2 separate regions of the Homo sapiens genome follow, and region 2 is linked to region 1. Evidence: chromatin contacts called from ENCODE Hi-C data. All regions are on one chromosome and are shown on one strand. Each heading gives the region's core, a stretch centred on a gene start or an enhancer-like site at or near the end of the contact. The rest is flanking DNA. Distances are from core to core; before and after follow the strand shown.

Region 1 (7,167 bases), core at 4,159-6,658:
GTGAAAGTTTAATGAATAAAAATTGAGTTAACGTAGTCTGTTAAAGAATAACGGAGTTTTTCATCTGTGTACTTGCTTGCTTTTTACTGTACGACAAGTGGCAAATGAAAAATATTAGCAGTTTTAACAATAATGTAATTTATTTTTTCTTTACCTTAAAGACCAATGACTGAGATCTCACATTGGATTGCTTTATGTATTTTTAAATGCACCATATCTTTATCTTATGTATAACTTTTTACACATAGACCAAACTTGCATAGCTTCCTGAAAGTCCAGAGTGTATCTCAATCTTTCAAGTGATGCTGCATTTTATTTAGCAGGCCTGGCAGTTGAGATAAACTTTCAGGAGTAGTATCAACTCGTATCCCAGCTTGTGTTTCTGTATAGCCTGGAAATGCTCAGTTAATGATTACAGTAGGCTGTGTTTGCAACCCCTCTCTGAGGCTAGGCAGATCACTGCACAGTCTGGCCACTTGATTGTGTAGAACTGCTCCGTTACTATGGCTAAAAAATGAGGTGACTGCATCAGGGTTGATTTATTCATGTTGCAAATAAAGACAAATGCCCTTTTGGGGCAACAAGATGGAAAACTCAGACAGATCTCTTCGGTAGGGAAAGCTGTCTTCATAGCGCTCTGAAATCTCTCATGCCTTGTCAACTTCTCCTGCCACTTTCCTTCCTCATGCACACTTGCTGCATACCACCCCCACTTCGTGCCTCCTACTTTATTTCTAAAAACATCCCCTCATCTAATTATTAATCCTAAAGTGTCGGTGTTTCAACAGCTTCACTCCGAGAAGACAGTGCCGAGAATAGTACCAATCGAAACTAACAGAGGACACAGTGCCACATTGACTCTATGCTTTCTTTGAAGAGAGTGGCATTTCCTTATAGAATGGTGGCTGTGTTTAAGTATCAAGCGTCCTGTCACCTGAAATGGGTTGATAATATATAAAAGACCATAGGTGTTAAAAGTCTTTAGAGATAAAGTTATTTTTCTGAAAGTGCCATTTAAAACACAAATTTAGTTCACTGAAATGTTTATGCTCTTTTACGAAGAAACTGTTCTGCTATTCCCCTGGTGGCTATTTTGATGTTTAGAACTATAATGATAGGTTTTTAAAAAATCCTCCCTCTGGGGTTTGTGGCTTTTGAGTGATGAAATCTGAGCCTCCGAGAGGGAGGGGAAAAGTTAATAACCTGAGCTGGACTGGATTGAGAGCATGTCAGCTCCTTCTACTTTGCAAATTGAATCAAAGCTTTCCTCCAACTGGAAATAGGAATTTATTTAGGAGGTGAGAGATAGAATGTGAAATGGAGTTGGCAGAAGGCCCTGGTTTAAGAAAGGTGAATTCTTTGGATCATTTAATAAATCTGTATCGAGCACTTGAGATATATATATATACATATATATATATGTATGTATGTAAAACCCTGTTTTGTGTGCTAGGGACTCAAAATTGAATAATACATAGTCTGAACTCTCAAATAATTCCCAGACAACGGGAATAAGCTTAGTAATAAATATAGTTCAACAAAATTAGAATGGGCTCTTTTCCTGGTCATGATCTCAGAGAATTCCCCTGGTAGCCTAACAACCTGGGTCCCTCCTCTGTCCTAACCAAGCAGCCCTGTACCTCTTTCTTCCTTCCTGTATGCTGAGCAATTCAGCTTCATTTCCGTTCCTCTTCACAGCTTCACCACCTGCTTGCCACACCTGGGTTCCTTTCCTCCCTGCCAGGCTAACTTGAAAACTGTATGTCTTTCCCATACTCCACTTCCTTAATGTTGTAGAAAATAAAGTCACAGACACATGCATTTTTGACTTAGTTCTCCTAAAAACAACTAAGAAGCAGAGGGTAGCAGAAGTGACAAAAACGGAACAGATATAAGATGTAGAATTCTTACAAGAGTCTGCTGGTATGTGTACTACGAGAAATTTCTTTCTCATGAGGATACCAGAACCTCAGTGTAACTTCATTTCCATTTTTTTCCTATTTAAGAAAATATCCACACATGCCAGTGAAATGAGTGAGAGTGACATTATTATAGAAATAACTTGATTTTTGAGGTTAATATAATTCATTAGAGAAAACAGCTCTAAATTATACTTTAATAAATAATTTGCTGTCATTGGTACTTTATCATTGCTCATAAATTGTTTGTGATACACAAGTGTATTTTAAGACTGCTTAAGGGCCGCTGTTTTAGATAATTGCTTAGACTCTCAGGAAGCTCTTCCACCCTTGGGGAATGATCTTGAGTCAGATCATTATTGGGGAATGTACCCATTCCAATGGGACTGTAAATACCCAGCTATTTATGTAGCTGCTCTGTGAAATATCCCATGCCTTCTGGCTATCTTTTTATTCTGAGGAGGTGCTCACCACTCTCCATTGGTCTCCCTCTCCAGGGCTTCAACCTTGGAAGTTTAAGTGGTAATTCATGCCTCTGAAATGCCTAGTAAGTGATTCCATCTCTGTGTATTTGCCCTGACTGGGAGGAGAACCTCCTTTGCCTTGGAGCGCAGAGACTGGTGGTGTAGGGGAAATAAAAGAAAAGAGATGGAGCCTCAATTATAGAATTAATGATGATGAGTGGAAAAGAATGAAAGACCAACTAAACACATGCGGGAAGAGGGTTTAAAATTCATTAAAGAATGAACAAGAAACAAAACAAAACAAAACAAAACAAAAAAACACTTGAGGCACTTTGCCATCTTGATTCTAGAGCATAAGAGAACCCTAATACATGTCTCCATATATATCCATCTACTTTCCAAAGGAAATGAGTGAAGGCTAGATTACAGATATGTATAAATCCTTAAAAATTTTATTCTTCAGGCTTATCTGCCAGTGACGTCTTGCTAAAACCACTTCTCCTTTAAAGAAATCTCTGAGGTTTGTACTACTAAATAATAACACATTAATAATTCCCCATTCTAGAGATGAGGAAATAGATAGCATAACTTGCCCAAAGTCCCACAGATGGTAATGGAGCTGTGTGAATTCAGTTGTTCAATGTCAAAGGCCATGAGCTTCACCACTATGCTACACTGCAGGACTCTGTTGGTGATGCAAATCACAGTGGGTCAAAATGTAAGGACTCAGTACGATTTTATGGACTTCTGTCTTCTATCTTGGATTTCATCTTGTGTTGCTTAAAAAGCAAATGTGAAAGCTTCTAAATGAGCAATAAGACATTTAAAAAAACACAGGGTGAGTTCAAGGACAGATATTTTAGGTTAAAATTTTATAGATCATTGCATAGGTGATAACATTGGCAAACATAAATTTTATCAAAATACCAGGTAACACATATGTTCAGCAAATAACATTTCTTTGTTTCTCAAAAGAAAAACCAAATGTGTTTCTTATGTCACATGTGTGTGCACACCCACACACATACATATGCACACACACACACACAAACAAGAAAAAACAAACATGTGTCTTTATTTAACTGCCTATGGACTTTGGACCTAGAAACTATTTATAGAACTAGTGTTTCCGTGATTGATGTTTTAATCATAGACATTCATTTACTTATGAAAGTTAAGCAATTCCTTATTACAGCTTACAGCTAAGTGTTCTCATTGCAAATGGAATACTAAGAAAAAAAAAGGTAATCCATGCACAGGAGGCCTATTTCAGACAAATTCCTTCTTAAAACTGTAGTTCTAATGAATTAATGGTACTCGGTAGGAGGATGAATATACCTGTCTGTCCATTTGGAAGGTGAAAATCCAATAACTGAAAAAAGCCGTGATTTCTGCCTTATTTTTTTAGTTCCTTAATTAGCAATTGATTTTTTTTTCTAGTAAAAGAAAATGGACAGAAATCACCTAGAGGCATTAGTCTTATTACTGGACCCTTTTTATCACTCTGGAATGTCTTTACCACCTCATGTCATTTCAGAATTCAAACTCTTTGTTCCCGGAGGTAACACAGTAGAGAGCACTGCTTTTCAGACTGCAGATTTCCAGCAGTGACCTGTGAGAGGATCTTACGTAGTATACAGATTTGCTTTGGATTTTAATACTTATAAATTTATTTAAATGTAGAAATATGTTCAGAACACATTTCAAAGTATATTTTTAAAAATATATGCTACAAAAAATAATATAACAAGTACATCAAACCTGTAATTTCACAGATGTTATTTTTTAGGGCAAGGCTAATGTTTTCAACCAGTGCACCAGTTAAAGTCAATTTAATGAAAAATATTGAGTTAAAAAAAATGGTTTAGATAGGAAGCACATGAGGCTAAAATCATGAAATGGGTACACAAATGTCACAGTCCCTGAAAGTGGAACATGAAGGCATGTCATTGCCCACAGCACCTCAGGTCCTCTCTAGAAATGAGAGGGCTGGTCCAGAAATCCCTAAGAGCAATTCTAGCTCTGATGCCCCACCACTTGTTTTTTTTTAAATCTTGCTTGTTTTCTTCTTCATTCACAGGCTTATTTTCTGAATTTTAGGCCCATTCTGCCTTTGTTGGAACCCAAACGGGCCCTTGTTATCTCCCCCTCTTCATCATCACCAAGCATGTATGCCTTCATTCATTTACGCATGTAGTCATTTAGCCCTACGCCCTATGGAGAGCTTATGGACTAGGTAATGTGGGCATGCAAGAAAGCTACAGAGTTCTAGACCTCTGACTTCTGTGTAAAATGAATATATTTGTCTGTGTTTCACATTGAAGTTAAAGCCCTTGAATGAAAGGCCTGGACTTCTGCCATCATCTTGTCTTTGTAGATCTTGGACAAATAAGAGATATTCAATGGAAGACCCCTTCATTGATAAAATGCATTATCAAGGCTCACGTTACAAATTTAAAATGTGTGTTGCTGTAAATATAAGTGCATAATGTGTGAGAATGGAAAAAAGGGGGGTCTACATTTCCTAGCTAGAAATGTCTAATTCTTGGGTCGTTTTGAATACAAAGGGAAAAAATTAGTACTTTCGTGTTTTGGAGTAGTCGTTAATACATCTTTGGTCTGTTAGAAATCTTTATAAGTCTGAGTCATATGAGGAATTTTAACACTTGTCAGTTTTTTGAGCTTTTTGTAAACATCAGCTACATTGAGAGGTGCACCAAGTTTCAATAGTGCTTATTGCTTTTTCATATAATTAAACTCCAAACACATGGTTAAAGTATATGATTATTTTTCCTTGGGAATTTGTCCTTGAGAAACTTTGTTAAGATGTTTTAAAGCACTTGAGTGTGGTGAGTATAAATTGTCACAAACGTTTATGTGATGTCAATGGAGCTGTTTTATGCTTGCCAGTAATTCATAAGATTTTGCTATAGTGGTGAAAAGGATATAGCAGTGGTTTCCTGCTGGAGTTTCTATATAACAGTGAGAAAAGCATCAGAGGATGTAGTTGGTTGTGGTTGTTTGCTCATACCCTGCTGCTCTTTTCTTTTTTGTAAAAAACAGGAAGCTGAAATGTGTTCTTTACTTAGTTCAATTGATGTTTAATAAGGACTTATCTGTGTGCCAGTATGGGAGGATGTAAAAATGAGAAGATGCATCCCTGCCTTTAAAGACCATAAAATCTTCAGAAATTATGTAAAACATTAGGAATTTAAGTAAAAAGGTCGAAGTGCTTCATGGCAGTATTTATTTATTCTCAATGCACATACAGTATGATAAAAATTGATTAACTGAAATTGGTTTCAATTTTCTTTCTTAGAGGAGTTGGGTCTCATTTTGTCACCCAGGCTGGTCTTAAACTCCTGGGCTCAGCTGATTCTCCCACCTTTGCCTCCCAAAGTGCTGAGATTACAAATGTGAGCCACCATGCCCAGCCTGTTTTCAAAATTTTAATGTTTAGATTTCATCATGAGTGACATAACTTTCCAAGTGTCACATTAAAACAAATTTCGAAGAAGCAGCTAATTCACTCAAGTAGTCTTTAACTCATTATTATGCCGAAGTTCAAATTAATTGTTAGTTTTTCTGTATTCTCTGGTTATGGAGCAGACTCCCAATTCCTCGGCTTACCAGTTTTGAGAGGAATTGTGTAAAAGAGCATATTCCAAGTCCCTATCCCCAAAACAAGGGAGAATAAAATAACATACTTAGGCTCAGTACATTAGTACTATTTCTTTTGACAATATCATAAATTTTAAAAAAGAAAGGCATGCACTAAAGAATATTTGTAACCAAGTACATATTCTGAATAGAAAAGATTTAATGGAATCCCTATCACTTAGAAAAGCAGAACCACTATGGTAATATGGAATAATGGATTTATTTTCAGTTTTAGACCTTGAACAATTGTGGGAGCTTTGCAGTCGCTTTCACGTCACATCTGGTATGGAGCTAAAGTCATCATAGGTTAGCAGAGCTGGCAACTGGGAAGAAAACCTAGATTTGAAGTAGAGCTGAGCAAGGGAGAACCTGCAGGAGAAAATGAAACCCATAAAGATAAACTGGAACTTGTATTTGACTCATACTTCTCCAGCCTCAATGACCCTGACTTGAACAGCCCGAAAGGGACTGGCACTCTTCACTGCAAAGCCATTCGTGCACCTGGCCCAGAAACCAAAAGAGGAGATCTGTGGGGAGCCAAATGTCCGGCAGCCTGGCTGCTGCCTGCCATGGACAAGGTGATCTGGGAGGTCAGTGAGCTGCACTTGTTGACTACACTGACCTTCAGAGCAGAATGCTGCTGTTTCACTTTTACCTTCCAAAGGTCACACAAATTTCCTTTGTAGCCAACTGGAATGAAGAACGATTTAGGAAAGGGAATTCTGGGAATGAGTTTCCATCAGATCTAAGACAGTGGTACAAAACCACCATAGAGGATGCTAGCCCATAAAAGGAGAAATGTTTGCAGTCATTTCTGCAGGAAGTCCCTTGCTTTTAAGTTCTCCAAGAAACCTTCCAGCTGAAGGATAACTAATCCATGCTGCTCATGAACTATGTTTAAGAAGTTTTCTTATATAGACTTCTATAGACTTATGCAAATTTTCTTCTATACACAACTAGAACTTGTTGGTTTAATTCCATTCAAAAACTGAAGTTTCAGAAGAAGTAGATATTAATGTAAAGAAATTCCAAGATTCATGTCATTTACCACTGAACTCATCTCTCCAAGGTATGCATCATCCTACAATATAAAAGTTAATGAGATTAACTCCCATGTGGCTGGT
Region 2 (6,142 bases), core at 3,129-5,628, 680 kb after region 1:
TTTAGACTCCAGAGTGAGCTCTTCTTAGGCAACTGAAGGATGCAGAAAGGAAAATCACTTGCATTCTTTCAGGTCATTTATCTCTCCATCCAAAGATTCACCCCCATCACAGCTAACTGGAAGTCTACAGTAACTGCCCAAAGATTTCAGCTGGGCTAGGAGCCAGTGGATTGCACTCTATTTACTAAGCCTATGACAAGATCATACTACCCAGCTAACTGGTGCCAAACCACTACAAGACTTTCAGGAGCACCATAAAGTAGTCCCTGGTGTACCACAGTGCCCACAGCGACCTAATTTGATTCCCTTATCTTTGCCATTTTGGATGAGAATGCTGGAAGTAATGGTAACAATTGCATAGAGAGAAGATGTATGTATGCATGTCCATATGTGGATAATCAGTTTTACAGTGTACCCAACATATGTAAGGTACTTTTCATGAGAACAATAAAGTAAAGAACTGCAAAAATTAACAATAAAGAAAATAGACTTATCCTTTAAAACCTAAAATAAAAATGAACATAATATAAACTCTCCCTTAACAACCCTAACTTATAACATCTTCCTCAGCTGAATGTCCATATCATTCATCAGATCCTGTAGTATTAAGGGAATCTATAAAAGTGACCAACACAATTTATAGATGTATATGTTTGTATACATCTAGAAACTGTATGTATTTGTCATGAATGTATTAATTTGTTAATATGCTGGAATAGCAGGATAAAAACAATTGTAATGAAAAGTGTCAACACAAATTACTACTACTGCTACTACAAATAATGATAATAGCTAGTACTTGCTTTGGCAGCATATACACTAAAATTGGAATGAAATAGAGATCAGCAATTATTTTTTCAAATTAAAAATAAGAATAAATAATAATAGCTAGTACTAATTGAGTGTTTACTATAAGCCAAGCATTATTCCAAGTATCTGATAGGCAATGTATTAAATCTTCACAACCCTAATAAGTAGACATTATTATCTACATTTACAACTAAGGAAACTAAGACATGTAGAGTTTAAGCAACTTTCTCCAAGTCACACAGCTAGTCCATGCTCTTATTCATTATACTGCCTCCATAATTAGCTAATACTCTAAATTAAAATTATTCACAATCATGATTTCAGTTGTTGCAAGTCAGTTAATAATTATAATAGAAATTTCAATGCATATTTTAATAATAAGTGAAAAAATGATGGAAAGTCTACAAGGATATGAGACCATACATCTGTTAGAGGGTTATCAAAGATTTCAACATTACATGCTATCACAAATGGCATTCACTCAAAAAGACATACAAAGAATTCCAGTAGCCCTTGAAGAGATGTAAAATATCAGCTGACCAGATATACCCCATTCAGGCTGATAAACTACAACATTCTACCTACCCCAGATCTATAAAGATCATAGATCACCAACCTAGATGAAATCATCAAAATTGCCAAACTAAAAAATTGCTATTGTAACACAAAAATTCAGAATTAAAGGGTGGATTTACAAAAATCGCTGAACATCCCTAGAATCCTGAAACCATCTCCAAAGCTGCCCCTTCTCCAAAATGTTACAATTCGCTCCTCCAACAAGCTCACAAACTTAAGATAAATGTGAACCTTATAATGTGTGTAGGTATAGAAGATGACATTTGTTAGAATTCAGAATTCAGTACTGTTGGTGACCTATCTCTTCACTGCAGGACACTTATTTTGACACACATAGGACCTGTATCACCTGTTTGACACCTGCTGAACTGCAGGATATAACCTTTTTGGGTATATCTTATATTCTCACCTGGTCTATAAATGCCCAAAGGGTGGGATCTGCACTAATTTGTTGTGTTGTAAGAGTATTTAAAACAAATGAGGAATCTAGAAGTTTAGTCACTCAGTAAATGTCTGCTGAATCAGTGACTGAATAAGAAGTAAATAATTCAAGAAAATAAAAAAACAAAGAACAAGAGGCAAATAGCAAGACAAAATACATCAGCCTGAAATATGAATTATCATGTGTGCTTTTTATTTGGTGCTCAAAAGAGCTTAAAAAGGCAGCTGACAAACAGTAGTCTAATGGGTTTCAAGATAAAAAGGGAATTGTTTCTTAGTACCTTTTACCAAAGTACCTTGATCATATTTGTATTTAAACAATAAATTAAGGAATACAAGCTTCTGGGTGGGCAAGTTTATATCTTTTTTGTTTCTTTAATAAGTACTGAGTGGAAATTAAATGTAAACAAGTTTGACAATAAAATCTTATCAGCCATTCTCAATCAGCCTGAGGTTACAAAAATGTCTGTGAACAAAATTCTAGGATTATTAAACCCAAACTGTCAGTACCTAAGCAAGACTCAAACTCAACTCCCTTTTCTTTCCTCCTTTACATATACCTTGGATAATAATACTGACCTACTTTACAAAGCTATCATGAGGATTAATCAGCTTAAAAATGCTAAGCATATCAGAAATAAAGAGAGCTTATATATGTATCATTAACCACTTTTATAATTAACAAATTAACTAAAATTCTTGTTTCACGAAGCAAACCATTTTGTTAATTACTTAAAAGTAATACTGCAGGTTTTTAAAAGTCACAAATACCTCACACTAACAAGTATGCTCATTAATAAGTACACATTTTCTAAAACACTCAAGTATCTTTATAGAATGTAGGCTGAGTATCAGACAGAAAAAAAATTCCGATCAATTATCCCACAATAAAATTATTAAATGACAGTTTCTCCTGATCCTTAGACCTCTGAACCAGAAAGTCATCTACCTAGCTATCAAAGGAGGCAAGACATCCTACTAGTTTTGATTATAACCATTATCACCAAAATCAGAAAGGGGTGCACAGCCTCCTGAACCACCTGCCATTCCTAATAAGGAACAGATGGGGCCCTAACAAGTGCAATGTTGAGATCTGAACACTTCCTATGGCACATTCTGCCTTTTATATCAGCGTTATGCCCATAGAAACACGCACTTCAATAACAGGAAGTCATTACAGGGTCCCTTCTATTTCCTTTCAGCTCAGCTGGTTTGCTTTTCAGCAAGAGCTGATTAACATGACAGAGTTATTGCGCCCTTCAGATGCCCGAGAGCAACCTGAGAAGCTGGTTGAAAGCATTACTTCTACCATGGTTAGAAGCAAGCACAGTTTGGGAATTGAAGCTTTTGGACGTTCTGCTTTATAAACCTCATTTATCAAACAGCAGGAAAGCTGTTACATATGGTGATGGGCATTAGGGAAATGCTTAGACTGAATACAAAGTGCGAATGTGAATTGGATTAAATTACCTGCAAGAGGGAAACTAACTCAGGAGAAAGTAAAAGGAACCAATCACAGAGATGAATCAAATAGAGTTGCACAGAAATGTTAGAGCTTGCTTATAAATTGTTACCCTTGGGCTCTGCTATAAGAAGATTTCCTGGTATGTCTACAGAGAATTTTAAAATTTAGCAGAGTCAAATTAGATTACACTAAATAACTGCCCCTACCACGGTTCTTGTCTATTCAAGATAGGGAGAAAGATTAGAAGACACTTATGTAAGTTCAGATATCCCTAATAACACAGAGATTAGCTTACCCTAAAATCCCAATATTAGAAATCAGAGTATGTATGAGGAAAGGAGAACTATTCATTTAGCTGAAGAGTACTGTTTACAATGTGGCTAGGTAGGAATATGAGAGGCATGGTAAATTAAGGTATTTATTGAATCCTTTCTATGGACAACCAGTCTCTAGTTTAATAAAAGAGCTCAAGATTTACTTAATGTCCACTTAGTCACTTATAAAAAATAACATTCAGGAAAAAAAAGCTTATGTTTTGTTTGCTTGCTTTATTAAAAAAAAAGTGGGGAAGGCACACAAGACTTCCTAAAATGCCAGCTCTGTAACTTTATGTCTTAGAAAATTATAAAATAAATTCATGGACAAAAACCATAAGGAAATTAGTAATAACCCTATGATGACTCCAATCACAAAAACTCTGTCTGCTTTGTCGGGGAGGGATGAGGTATATGTCTGAATGCAAAGGTGAGAATGAAGGAGAGAAAAGTCATGTGAGAGAGGAATGTGCAAAAGACTTATAATCCAATACTTTTTTTTAAAGCTGGAAATTGAGTTTAGATGGGGCTTAATATACTACATCTGAAAAATGCTTCTGGGAATCACAGGCCTCTATGCCCTTGGCCAAATCACAAATGAGTCATGGACACACCTAAGCTAGAACTCTGTGTGCTGCCTGACACACTGGGAAAATATCTGGGGCCTGAATAACCAGGAGTTTCAGAATTTGATGTATCTTTGAAATGCCTCCTTCTTACCACACACACACACACACACACACACACACACACACACAGTTGGTCACATAAGGGTATTGCTAATGTGAGAAGTACAGAAATGAGAGTACAAAGAAACCACAGTAGTCTCAGGGTCAGCAACAGCAATAGTTAACTGTTACATATTCTTAAGAAGGAAAAAAAGGATCTCCAAAACCCTTAGAATCACTGAGAGGTGCTTTATATCACTGCTCTGGCACATCTACAGAATGCATCCCAAAAAAATGAATTGATGTGCCTTGCAGCTGAACCAGTTAGAGACAGAGTGTATAACATGGTATATGATGACTAGCAGGACAGAATCAAGGCACACATTAGAAGACTTGTCCAGGTGCATCTCCTACACCAGTACCTTCTTTCAACTTTCCTTCCCCTCAGGAAGGTCAGATTATGTGGCTCCCAGGGTTGTTTGCATTTTAACAGGAAACAAAGTTTCAAGGCAATGAAATAAATTCTCCTCCAGACTAGTGCTAGATGACCATACCCATGCTGGTGGACACCCTGCTAGGACTAGAAATATTAACAAGTCCAATCAGCAAAGTAAGTGTTGATGGTCAGGCATTACTCCATTCACAGCCAGTACTGCAAAGCAAGAAAAAGAAACTTAAGTTTGCCACTTGGGTTCAAAACTCTGTAAGCCACTTGGAGTTGGCCACCATGGAATTAACTCCTTCAACTCACTTCTTCACACTCTCAAAGCCTTAGAGGAACAGTCATACACTCACTTTTTAAAATCCTTCATATTTCAAAGTCAACCAATCTGGGCAATGATACCAAGCTGAAATCACAGACCTGCCCATAACCCCCAGAAAAATCCTCTTTTAAGGAAGGGGCCTTCCATCATGTTCCCTTCCCAAATACCACAGAAGCTACTTGGGGGTAGCATTCCTGTGGGCCAAGACCAACAGATACCTGTAACAAACTAGGCCTGCCACAGACTTCCCTTCCATGTCTAGCAGCTCTCCAGGTCATGGTTCTCAATAAGCAAACACAGAAAACAAGTTCATTCTCTTCTTCCCACTCATTAAAAACAAACGCAAATCATATCCAGATTTAGAACACACCTACCAACGAAAAAGTTAAATGGAGAGAGGGAGGCACCCACCCACATAATCTTTCCATTCAAAGAGGCATTATTCCAAGCTGCTATGGAGTTTATAATTAACAGACAAGCTTAACCAACAACAGAAATTTCTGGAATCTCTTGTAATTTACACTACAGCCTGCCTTATTCCAAATTTAGATCACAAGCATGGGCTGGATTCCGAGGCTGAATCCCAAAGCCTTCTTGGCACACCTCTAGCTTGGGATTCTTGCAGTCACTCAGCCCTGTGGGGAGGGCGTCTGCAGGATGACTGAGGGCCAGCTGACCCAGTATGCAGACAGACGCAGTGCGGCTGCTTTGCCAGAGCTCACTCACATCCAGAGGCCCAGCAACACCTACCATTAGCTCCTTGGAGCTGCATCAGGAGGCTGTGCTAGAGAAATGTCTCGTTGCACTCAGATGTATTCATTATGATGCCTTCTACAGATCTTTGCTATCATTGTTCTGCGAGGTTTTTGCTTCCTTTCCCAGCTGCTACCCCAGGGTGAATCCTCTCCCCCAAGTTCCAAGACCAAGGTGTGCACTGAGGCATATCTGAGCAACTGACTCTGCAGTGAGGCTGCCTGATAGAAGACCAAGCCACAGAGAAGACAGACAAGGAGGGTGGGAAGAGGGTGGCCATCACTGGCTACCGTCAGAGGCGTGTGAACCAGAGCAACTCCATCTTAAACAAGAGCTGGGTAAAATGAGACT

Evidence for each region. Hi-C counts contacts between places; a loop is a spot of excess contacts on that map. Pooled maps may share reads with other maps.
Region 2: a pooled map shows a loop between it and region 1 (4-fold over the local background). The contact joins two enhancer-like sites. A Hi-C loop is called at or near these places in 7 of 50 pooled maps.

The regions. Positions count from the first base shown.
Region 1 is chr4:89,292,917-89,300,083 of GRCh38, reverse strand. The region is part of intron 1 of GPRIN3 (GPRIN family member 3); the gene reads left to right. Among named protein-coding and RNA genes, the nearest start is that of GPRIN3, 11 kb to the left of the region's middle. Within about 2 kb of position 5,408, at least 5 of the 41 ENCODE cell types and tissues checked have a DNase peak (open chromatin) inside an H3K27ac peak, as active enhancers do.
Region 2 is chr4:88,610,512-88,616,653 of GRCh38, reverse strand. All of the region lies in intron 3 of HERC3 (HECT and RLD domain containing E3 ubiquitin protein ligase 3), which reads right to left. Among named protein-coding and RNA genes, the nearest start is that of HERC3, 21 kb to the right of the region's middle. Within about 2 kb of position 4,378, at least 14 of the 41 ENCODE cell types and tissues checked have a DNase peak (open chromatin) inside an H3K27ac peak, as active enhancers do.